Linked DNA regions of Mus musculus: region 2 is linked to region 1. A link is a contact called in ENCODE Hi-C or POLR2A ChIA-PET data. All regions are on one chromosome and are shown on one strand. The core of a region is the stretch at or near the end of the contact, and the rest is flanking DNA. Distances in the headings are between cores, read along the strand shown. Region 1 holds the start of Fbxo31 (F-box protein 31). Region 2 holds the start of Zfpm1 (zinc finger protein, multitype 1).

Region 1 (4,344 bases), core at 192-2,691:
GGCTGGGGGTCACCACAGCATGAGGTGTATTAAAGGGTTGTGGCAATAGGAAGGTTGAGGACCACTGCCAGAGAAGAAACAGATGTCCTCTAACCTCCAAAGACATGCATGCCCCTCTCTCTCTCTCTCTCTCTCTCTCTCTCTCTCTCACACACACACACAATAACAATAAACAGAGTAACAGAGTAATTTGTAAAAAAGAAAGAACAGTGCTCAGACAGAAGCTGAAAACAAACATCACCCATCCTGTGCGACTAAAGGTTACTACTGAGGATCTTATACAAGAAAACAAGACAAAAGACAAACAGGACGTTACATTGGGCCAACAGACATACCAGTCATGTTCAGGACTGAAGGCTTTGCATACTTATTATAAAAGCCCCTACCCAAGTCACAATCCCACTCAGACGTGGGGTAAGATTACCCCAACTTCCCACAGTGCGAAGGTAAGGGGAGACAAGCCAGAACCCTGATGTCAACCGTGAAATTACACAAGAACCCTGCAGCAGGGAGGACCTGGGGAAACCGCTTCCTCACACAGCCTGCCATCCCACAATCCCACTTGGAGAAGTGCAGGCTCACGAAGATGAACCACCCCAGAGGTTTTCACAAGATAGATGTAAATCCCCTGCATTTCTACAAAATGCACAAAGCAGTCTCCGGCGTGCTGTGGCCAGAAGACAGAAAAGGCTGAAGCCCACACACAGTCAGAGCACTAGCCTGTGTGACATGCAGGCAGTGGAATCCCTGATGTTCCCTTCACGGAACAGCAAGCCTCCAGGACACACACACACACACACACACACACACCAACAAGCCATTCAGGCTGAGTACCGTGATGTATGTACACGGACGTAAGGCCTTCAAATGGGACTGTGGCCGCTTTGCGTCCTCATTATTCCTGCACCGGGAGGGTGGGCTGTAGGTTTGGTTTAGGGGGACGGGGTCTGACATTTTTAAAAACAGGATCTCACTCTGCAGCCCTGGCCTGCTAGCTGTCTGGTTTTCTCACTCTGCAGCAGGCCTGGTTTGGAACTCCACACCATGCTCCTGCCTCGGCCAAGTGTCCGTACTAGGGGATGCACCCGCTCACCCTCGCGGCAGCGCCGTCTCCAGATGGTGTCCGTGTGCAAGATTCGGCGGAACCTGCTGCAGACCTGAGCCAGGCTGGGCAGGTCGGTGCCGGGCAGCGACGCGAAGATCTCCACGAGCAGCTCAGGCGGGAGCTCCAGCAGAGAGCAACGCGCCGGCCCCGCCTCGATGCGCTCCTCCTCGGGGTCCGTGTCCGCCTCACTGTCCGCCGCCGCAGTCTCGGCCGGGCCGCGGCGCTGCTGGCGGCGGCGGCACCCACGCGCGGGGCCCACGCCGCAGAGCCGAGCACACACCGCCATGCCCGTCACCACCGCGGAGGCGCGCACGCGGACGCGCACGCACAGCGCTCTGCGCAGGCGGCCAGGCAGCCGTAGTCCCGCTTGCAGGCTCCTCAAGCTCCACCCCAAGCGTGACCACGCCCTCCGACCCCAACCCCTCACACGCCCCCATGAAGACTCGCCCCGCCCCTAGACGCTCCCACCCTTCCAAGCCCCACCCAGACGCTTCGCCCCGCCCCTTGAGCAGTAGGCCCCGCCCTACGTGTTAGGTCCACGCCCTTGTATGGAGCCACACCCTATTTCCAGGCTCCGCCCCCAAAACGTTTGGCTAGAAACTTAGGACGCCCAGCTGCTCACTAAAAGAGGGTCGCCGGGTTCAGCTCCGGAAAGCCCCGCTCCTAGCATGACCACACCCCTCCCACAAGTCCCACCTCTGACCCCGTTTACAGGGTAGAACGAAGGGGTTTTACCTTAAGCAAGAAAACAATGCAGGATGCCCCGTGTGAGGATCGAACTCACGACCTTCAGATTATGAGACTGACGCGCTACCTACTGCGCTAACGAGGCTCCTTAGCAGCAAGCTCGCTGCCAGGGCCTTTGCACAGGTGGTGGCCTCGCCATGAACAAAATCTGGCAAGGGAAACCATAAACCAAAGCTACCGTCGCCTAGCAACACTACATCTAAACTAACTTGCCAAGATTACCTTGGTTGCAAAAGGAAAGGTCTGGTGCTCAGTGAGGTGGGAGTTCCTGGTGTCCCCAAACCTGCTCTCCAGCTCACATTGCCCCGCGCAGCACAAGGCGTCTAGAAACTTCCCTCTCAGGAAAAGAGTAGTCTGGGGTATCCTCCGCAGCTCTGCCCTTAATGACCCTATATAACAATATCGCCTATTTTTTATTATTAAAATTAACCGTTTGCGTGGCGGTCTCTCATCCCAACTTGGGGCTAGGGGATCAAGGCAGGAGGATCAGAATTACAAGGTCACTCTTGGCTACTTAGTGACTTTACGGCCAGCCTGGGCTACGTGAGACCCTGTGCCTCCTAGCAGTCCGCTCAGTAAATTATCCCAACAAGCAAACAGATATTACCTAATGCATTCGTTGATTGATTAACAATAGCATTAAGCAAAGGCTCCACTTGGTGGCCTGTAATCCTAGACCTTAGGGAGATGAGTCAGGAGGGTGGGGACTTTTCAGGACAACCTGAGCTATGCGGCAAGATTTCATGTAAAAAACAAAACAAAACAAAACAAAAAAGACTTAAATTACCTGATAATATTAACATCGTGTAAAAGTGTAGCTGAGCACACGCTGCCTCTTGTCCCCGTGTGTTAATGCCCACGGGGGAGGGTAAGCTCTTTGTGGGCATGTGGCTGAGACCCTAGACTGTCTGCTCCAAGATGAACCCTTCTGGTCTATCATTCATGGGCTGTCAATCAGCCTTCACTGAACAACTGTGAGAGGGGTGTGTGTGTGTGTGTGTGTGTGTGTGTGTGTGTAGATGCTGTAAACAAAATGCTGGCGAGTTCCGCATTGCTCATTCACTGTAAGCTATTCCCTGACCTCCTGGCCTCTCTGACTGCCCAGGTCACATTTCTCACATTCTAGCCCTGGCTTCTGTCTCACCTCCATTTGGTCCATCACCTCACTGGATTGGGGACGGGAGGGAGCGGGAGTGTGCCCTGAAGAACACAGTTCCCAATCTGTGGGGACCTCACACCCTTCTCCCCAGCTTCAAAACCACTCCTTCTAAGAAGCGTCCCATGTTGTCCCTCCGGGGACTATGCCAGAGCAAAGGTTATGGCTTATTATAAACACCAGTTGGATGTGGCAAGCAGCAGGTTGGGGGAGGGGGGTTTACTCTCCAAGCGAGCCTGTAAAATAAAAACAAACAAGGTGTCATGCTGAAGAATGAGGAACCTGAGGCCGAGAGGGAACAGAAGGTACTGGTGGTTGCATCAGCAACCTTTGCAGCTGGCAGAGGAGGCTGGGCACTACAGCGCTGGGCGTGCTTCCATTCCAAAGCGTGACACTTGCTCTGTTTACATCTTGGTCTATTGCAAATCAAAAACAAAGCCAGCCTCCGTGATGTGACGGCAAGCTCCAGTAATCCTAGCCCCATGGAGGAGAGAAGGTTAACATTAAAGTATAGGCTTAGCTAAGTTGAAAAGACTGAAAAGCAAACACTGTGTGAGCCTCCAGCTTGTCCAGGCTCTATCCCAGCAACCATTCCCCTTCGTTTTCCCAGACATTGAACACTATTCTTTCTGTTTGGTTGGTTGGCTTGGTTTTTGTGTGTTTGTTTTTCAAGACAGGGTTTCAGTGTAGCCCTGGCTGGCCTGGAACTCACACTATAGACTAGGCTGGCCTCCAAGTCAGTGATCCACCAGCCTCTGCCTCCAGAGTGCTGGGATTAAAGACGTGCGCCAGCACTGCCCAGGAAAGAGCATTCTTAAATTGTCTTCTCTTGTAAAATGTGCCATTTTAGCAAGATAGTTGGTCTTAGCCAGGTGTTGTGGCACACACCTTTAATCCCAGCACTCAGGAGGCCAGGGCAGGCAGATCTCTGTGAGTTCAAGGTCAGCCTGGTCTACAGAGTGAGTTGTAGGGCAGGCAGGGCTACACAGAAAAATCTGCCTCAGAAACAAACAAACAACAACAATAACACATAGTAGGTCATAAGGCTACCTGCTGTTTCTGCTTTTGTAATCATACTTGCTTCCTCTGCTCAAAGGAAGGCTAGGTCAACTGCAAGGCACATATGTTAGATTTATACTCTGTGTACACATACTCTGAATACATGTAATTTATGGAGTTTGCCTTTATAAGCCTCAGGTTCAGACCCAATCCCAGTCAGTCCAGATGCCAGAAATAAAAAGCCTCCTCTTATTAAAATTTATTCATGGTTCTGGCTAATCTCTAAGTTACTCCAAACAAAAACAGAAGGTGAGGCAGACAATTGCCAGGGCTACAG
Region 2 (4,647 bases), core at 217-2,716, 700 kb after region 1:
ACACTGCGTGGGCACTGGAAACCTGCCTCCTTAGGCTGTGACAGCAGAGGAAGCTGGGGGAATGGGGGAACACCTCCTTGGCAGATGTTCACTGTGGCATCGGCTGCGGTTAAACAAGGCCAGCTGACCTCTGGCTCCTCCCGGATTTCCGGGCAGGTCTGAGTTCAAGAAGGAAAAACCTGAGGTTCCCTCCCCTCCCCTCCAATTAGGCATAAGACTGAACCACTTGAGGCTACCCACAGTCATCGGAAGCTGCAAATCTCATACTGAAGCTTCCTTCTGGATCAGAGTCTCTGTCAACTTTCAAAGTCCAGCAAAAATTTAGTGTCCAGGCCTCGGGCATCCAGACCCCACTGCTGGCTCCCTGAAAGGCACAGCTTCAAGGGGCAGCACAACTTAAGCCATGGGGGCGGAGCTCCAGAGCGGAGGGGCAGGGCCAGACAAGCTAGGGGCCTGTGCCGCGGGGCTGCTGCACAGGTCTCCAAGGGGCAGAACAGGTCTCCAAGTCCTAAATAGGCCTGCGGACATAACCTCAGGAAACTACAACTAACTAAGAAGGCTAGAGGTCTATCTAGAAACGAGGGTGGGAATTCGGGACAAGGCCGGCGCGACCTGGGGCCAGCCCAGGGGCCAGCCCGGAGGAGGTGAGGACAAAGCTGAGGATTGGACAGACGTGGGCAAGGCCTGTGTTGGGGGCGGGGAAGGACCAGGCCTGTGCGAAGGACTACGGAGCAGAGGCGGGGCCAGGGAGAAGGCGGGCCTACGGAGGCGTGGCGAAGGCAAAGAAGGAGGAGACGTGGGCGGAGCCAGCACCTGGAAGGGCGGGTTGTGGGCGTGGCCAGCAGGGTGGCAAGGAATACAGGGGCGGAGCCCGTGGGAAGGACTAGTAAAGGGGCGGGATCAGTTTGAGGACAGCTGAGGCTGTGCTCTTGTGAGGAGGACGAGCAAAGGGAGTCAACAAGAGAGTGTAGCTGAGGAGCAGGGTCACTGTGAGGGCGGGGCAGGGGCAGGGACAACGTGGGGAGGACAACTGATAGGCGGGATCAGGGTAATAAGGTTGCTGAGGGACAGGGTCGACGAAAGGAGGACGGCTGAGGAGCGGGGGTCAATGTGAGGAGGACGGCTGAGGGGCGGGGTCAACGCGAGGAGGGACGGCCGAAGGGCGGGACCAATGTGGGAAGAATCGGCTGAAGGGCGGGGTCAGCGCGAGGAGCACAGATGAGGGGTGGAGCCAGCGCGAGGACAGAAGGCCCGGCCCAGGCTGGGTGAGTACGCGGAAGTCGGTGCAAGCAGAGAAAAGACGAGCGCTAGTTTGGGGCGGGGCCAGTGGGAAGGACGGCCTGAGGGCGGGGTCAGCACGGGTGGGAAGGCGCTACCGCGGAGGACGGTCCGGGGCGTGGCGAGAGGCGGGGCCCGCCGCCAGCTACGCGAAGGCCCCGCCCGCCTGGCCAGCCTGCGGGGAGCGCCCTGGCGGCGGCCGCCGGTTCGCCGCTCGCGGCTCGCAGGTTCCATTGAGAAAAGCTGAGCGGCGGCGGCGGCGGCGTCTGCGCCGGAGCAGAGAAGCCGCCACCAGCCCGCCGCCCGCCGGGCAGTCCGCGCGCCCGAGCGCAGGGCCGTGGCCTCGGGCCTCCGCGGCGGCGCCGGCGGCCCACGCGCGGCGCGGCGGGCTGGGGGCGCGGGCCGAGGCAGCCGTGGAGCCCGCGGGCCGGGGGCATGAGCCGCCCCGCTACCCCGCCGCGCCCCTGCCGCCCGCCGCCGCCCGCCAGGGGCTAGAGGCGGCCGCCGCGAGGGCGCGCGGCGCCGGAGACATGTCCAGGAGGAAACAGAGCAATCCCCGGCAGATCAAGCGTGAGTCAAACTTTGCCCGTGGTGCCCGCCAGACCCCCGCTGGCGCCCCGCCGCCCCGCGCCGCCCCTGCGCGGCCGCCCAACCCCGCTGCGCCCGCGACCTTCACCCCGCGCCGCGCCCCCCGCGCCGAGTGCCAAGCGCGCCGTAATCTAATCTCTGCCGGCGGGCAGGGCCCCCGCGTCTCAGCATGGGCACCCAGGGGGTCCGGGCCCCAGAGAGGGTGGCGGGTCCCGAGAGCCGGAAGGAGAGTGTCTGGGGGCGCGGCTCCAGCAGAGCCGGGCCACCTCGCAGCCTGCACCTCCCCCGCATCCGAGATGGTGCGGCGATAGGGCGGCCCCGATCTGGGCTCAGATAAAGTTTAAAATATTCCATTCTGCAAGTCCCATCCTGATAAGATCGCTCTGTCGGGACGGGCTGAAATTGTGATCTTATCTGGCGTGCTTGACTCTCCCAGGCTTTGTATCTAGAGGCAGAAGGAGAAAGACCTGGGAGTAAGGGGGACTTGGGACTGCGGGGACCGGCCGGCGCCCACCGCAGCGCTTTGGCTGCAGAGCGACAAGGCAGCGGAATAGGTAGTGGAGGCTGCTCCAACCTAGGCATTTGGCACTGGCTGACCAAACCCCCTTTATCCGCTCCGGCTCTGGAGTTTTCGATCCGACCTCTGCCTGCTGGGGGACATGTGGAGATCCGACCCACCAACTGCCCCTAACAACGCTACACGAATGGATGCCCATGGGCACCGCTCTCTCCACCTCCATCCGAGGGGTTATCCTGAACCATCCAGGGACCTCAGGCACTCAAACGTTGTTCCCGAGTGAAGTTTCTCGCAGGTTCTCCCGTGGGCACTTTCCCGAGCAAGGCAGACCCTATAATCCTACATCATCCGTGCCCCCCTACAGTAAGACCCTCCTGGGCTCTTGGGGCTACCAGGTTGCGGGGCCTCTTGGCTGCTCTAGGAGCGAGTAAGCACACAGGAAGAGCTCCTCCCCACGCCACACCAATAATAACTTCGCGCCTCTCCCGGCAGGGCGCGGGGCTTCCTCCCCGGAGCTTCCCTTTGGCGAGAGCGACAGGTCATCTGGGCTGCCCAGGAGGTGACGGGAGGGGGGCTGGGCATCCGGCTTTCCAGCTCCAGACGCCTGAGCTACCTCCTCTGTCCACATCACACTGCCACCAGGACCAAGTGTGCATTTTAGCTTGTGAGAGTACCCCCTACTGAAGTGGGGGGGGACGGGGAGGAATCTGGGTTCTGGTAACCCGACTCCCCAAATGCGTGCTGGACCTGTTTTCCGAAAGTCTCCTTCTATCATGTCAGCTGAAGAATTAAAGCCACCCACAGGTCCCGATCTGTGCTGGTTCTCTGGTTTCTTTTTCCCCTCCTCGCCTGTGCGCCTCTGCTGGGTTCTGTTCTCGCGTGTATGTGTGTGTGCGTGAGCGTGAGCGTGTGCGTGTGTGTGTGTGTGTGTGTGTGTGTGTGTGTGTGTGTGTGTGTGTTTCAGTTTGATGAGAAATGCAGATAGCTAGGGCAGGGAGATCTCAGGTTGGGAACGGATCGCCAGCGCTGATAAGCCCGCAGGAGCCCAGCAGAGCCCAACCCACTTGGGTCAGCGAAACCCCATACTCTGAGATCTAGGACCGAGACTGTGCAGGAGAGCCCCTCCGATCCCCTCACAGTGCCCCACGACTCGAGCAGAAGAGGAGAGCAGGCCTGGGGGGGCGAGGGGCGGCTCAGAGCCCTCTGTGCAACTCGTGGCCCGGGCCCCTCCTCCCCTAGCAGATCTAAACGCGTTAAGATGCGAACGTTGATTGTCACCATGCGGAGGCGCCTGCCCGCCTGCTCTCTGCTCAAGGCCATGCGTGAGGCCCTCACAGCTGTTCGCCTGGTGCCTTGGCCTCACCTGTGGCGGGTCTCAGGGTGCGGAGGGGAAGCAGGCTGAGCTCTAGGGGCCGACGCCCTCCACGCCCCCACCAAAGCCGGGTTGCAGCTGCCCGCTTGCCTCTGTGCGCCTTTTGTTCTGCGCAAAGATAGATGTGCCGTGCTGATAAGGCTTGCAACCGATGGCAGCCGCGATAGCGTTTCCATTTATTAACTTCAAACGTGGGAGAGGGGGGAGGGCGAAGCAGGAGCGCGGCCTCAGCCAGCCAGATGGCTGACATGATAGGCCAGGCCCCTGGAGGGGGCTAGGGGCAGGGGACCCTCGGTGCCCCGGCCCACCAGCTTTTCTCCTGCCCAGTCGATGTAAGCTCTGATAAGTAGGGGCCTAAGCGTGGGCCAGTCCGCCCAATAGCGATTGCCAAGAGAGATAAGAGGCCTTATCTACGGCCACCAGGCCCCGCTGGGTTCGGGTTCGAGGCAACAGCAGTGTGGGGGCATCCGGCGGCAGCAGGGGGCCTGGGCAGCAAACGAGGGAACAACGTGGTGGGGTGGGGGGGAACGTCCATCTGGGACACTTTCCCCAAACATACTTAATTGGCAAGAAGTTGATCTTCCCCCTGAGGCTAGTGGTACAGTCCATCAAAATGAAAGAAAACTGACTTCGTGCTGCCTGAGAGGAGGGGAGAAAGTGAGCGGACACTCCACCCCTCATTCCAACTAGGTGGCACTCAGAGGCTTGGGGCGGTTTGTCACCTGCGAAGGGGGGTTTCCCCCAACCATGCTGGGTAGCTCTTGGTTCCTGGCAAGTCTTAGGTGTGACCCGTGTGGAGTTAGTGAAGAAAAACTCGAGGTGGTTTCCACCAACCTGGCTGCTTTTGGGAAGCCCAGGAGGTGCTCGGTGGGAAGAGATCTGTAGAGATCTG

Evidence for each region. Hi-C counts contacts between places; a loop is a spot of excess contacts on that map. ChIA-PET counts read pairs that join two places held with the same protein, here RNA polymerase II (POLR2A).
Region 2: a loop to region 1 is called in a map of T-helper 17 cell, with 4 times the contacts of the local background. The contact joins the promoter of Zfpm1 here to the promoter of Fbxo31 in region 1. A Hi-C loop is called at or near these places in 1 of 37 maps with a recorded cell type or tissue (T-helper 17 cell). POLR2A ChIA-PET finds 5 or more read pairs at or near these places in 1 of 5 experiments (embryonic stem cell).

The regions. Positions count from the first base shown.
Region 1 is chr8:121,577,365-121,581,708 of GRCm38, forward strand. It overlaps Fbxo31 (F-box protein 31), which reads right to left and starts at 1,442. Exons shown (of 9, transcript NM_133765.4): 1 at 1,094-1,442. The coding sequence starts at 1,391. It overlaps n-TMcat17 (a tRNA gene), which reads right to left and starts at 1,937; the gene lies at 1,865-1,937.
Region 2 is chr8:122,280,675-122,285,321 of GRCm38, forward strand. Zfpm1 (zinc finger protein, multitype 1) reads left to right here and starts at 1,467. Exons shown (of 10, transcript NM_009569.4): 1 at 1,467-1,848. The coding sequence starts at 1,809. It overlaps Gm39269 (a long non-coding RNA gene), which reads right to left and starts at 4,500. Exons shown (of 3, transcript XR_879285.3): 1 at 3,747-4,500. RefSeq lists enhancers at 2,081-2,324, 3,689-4,333.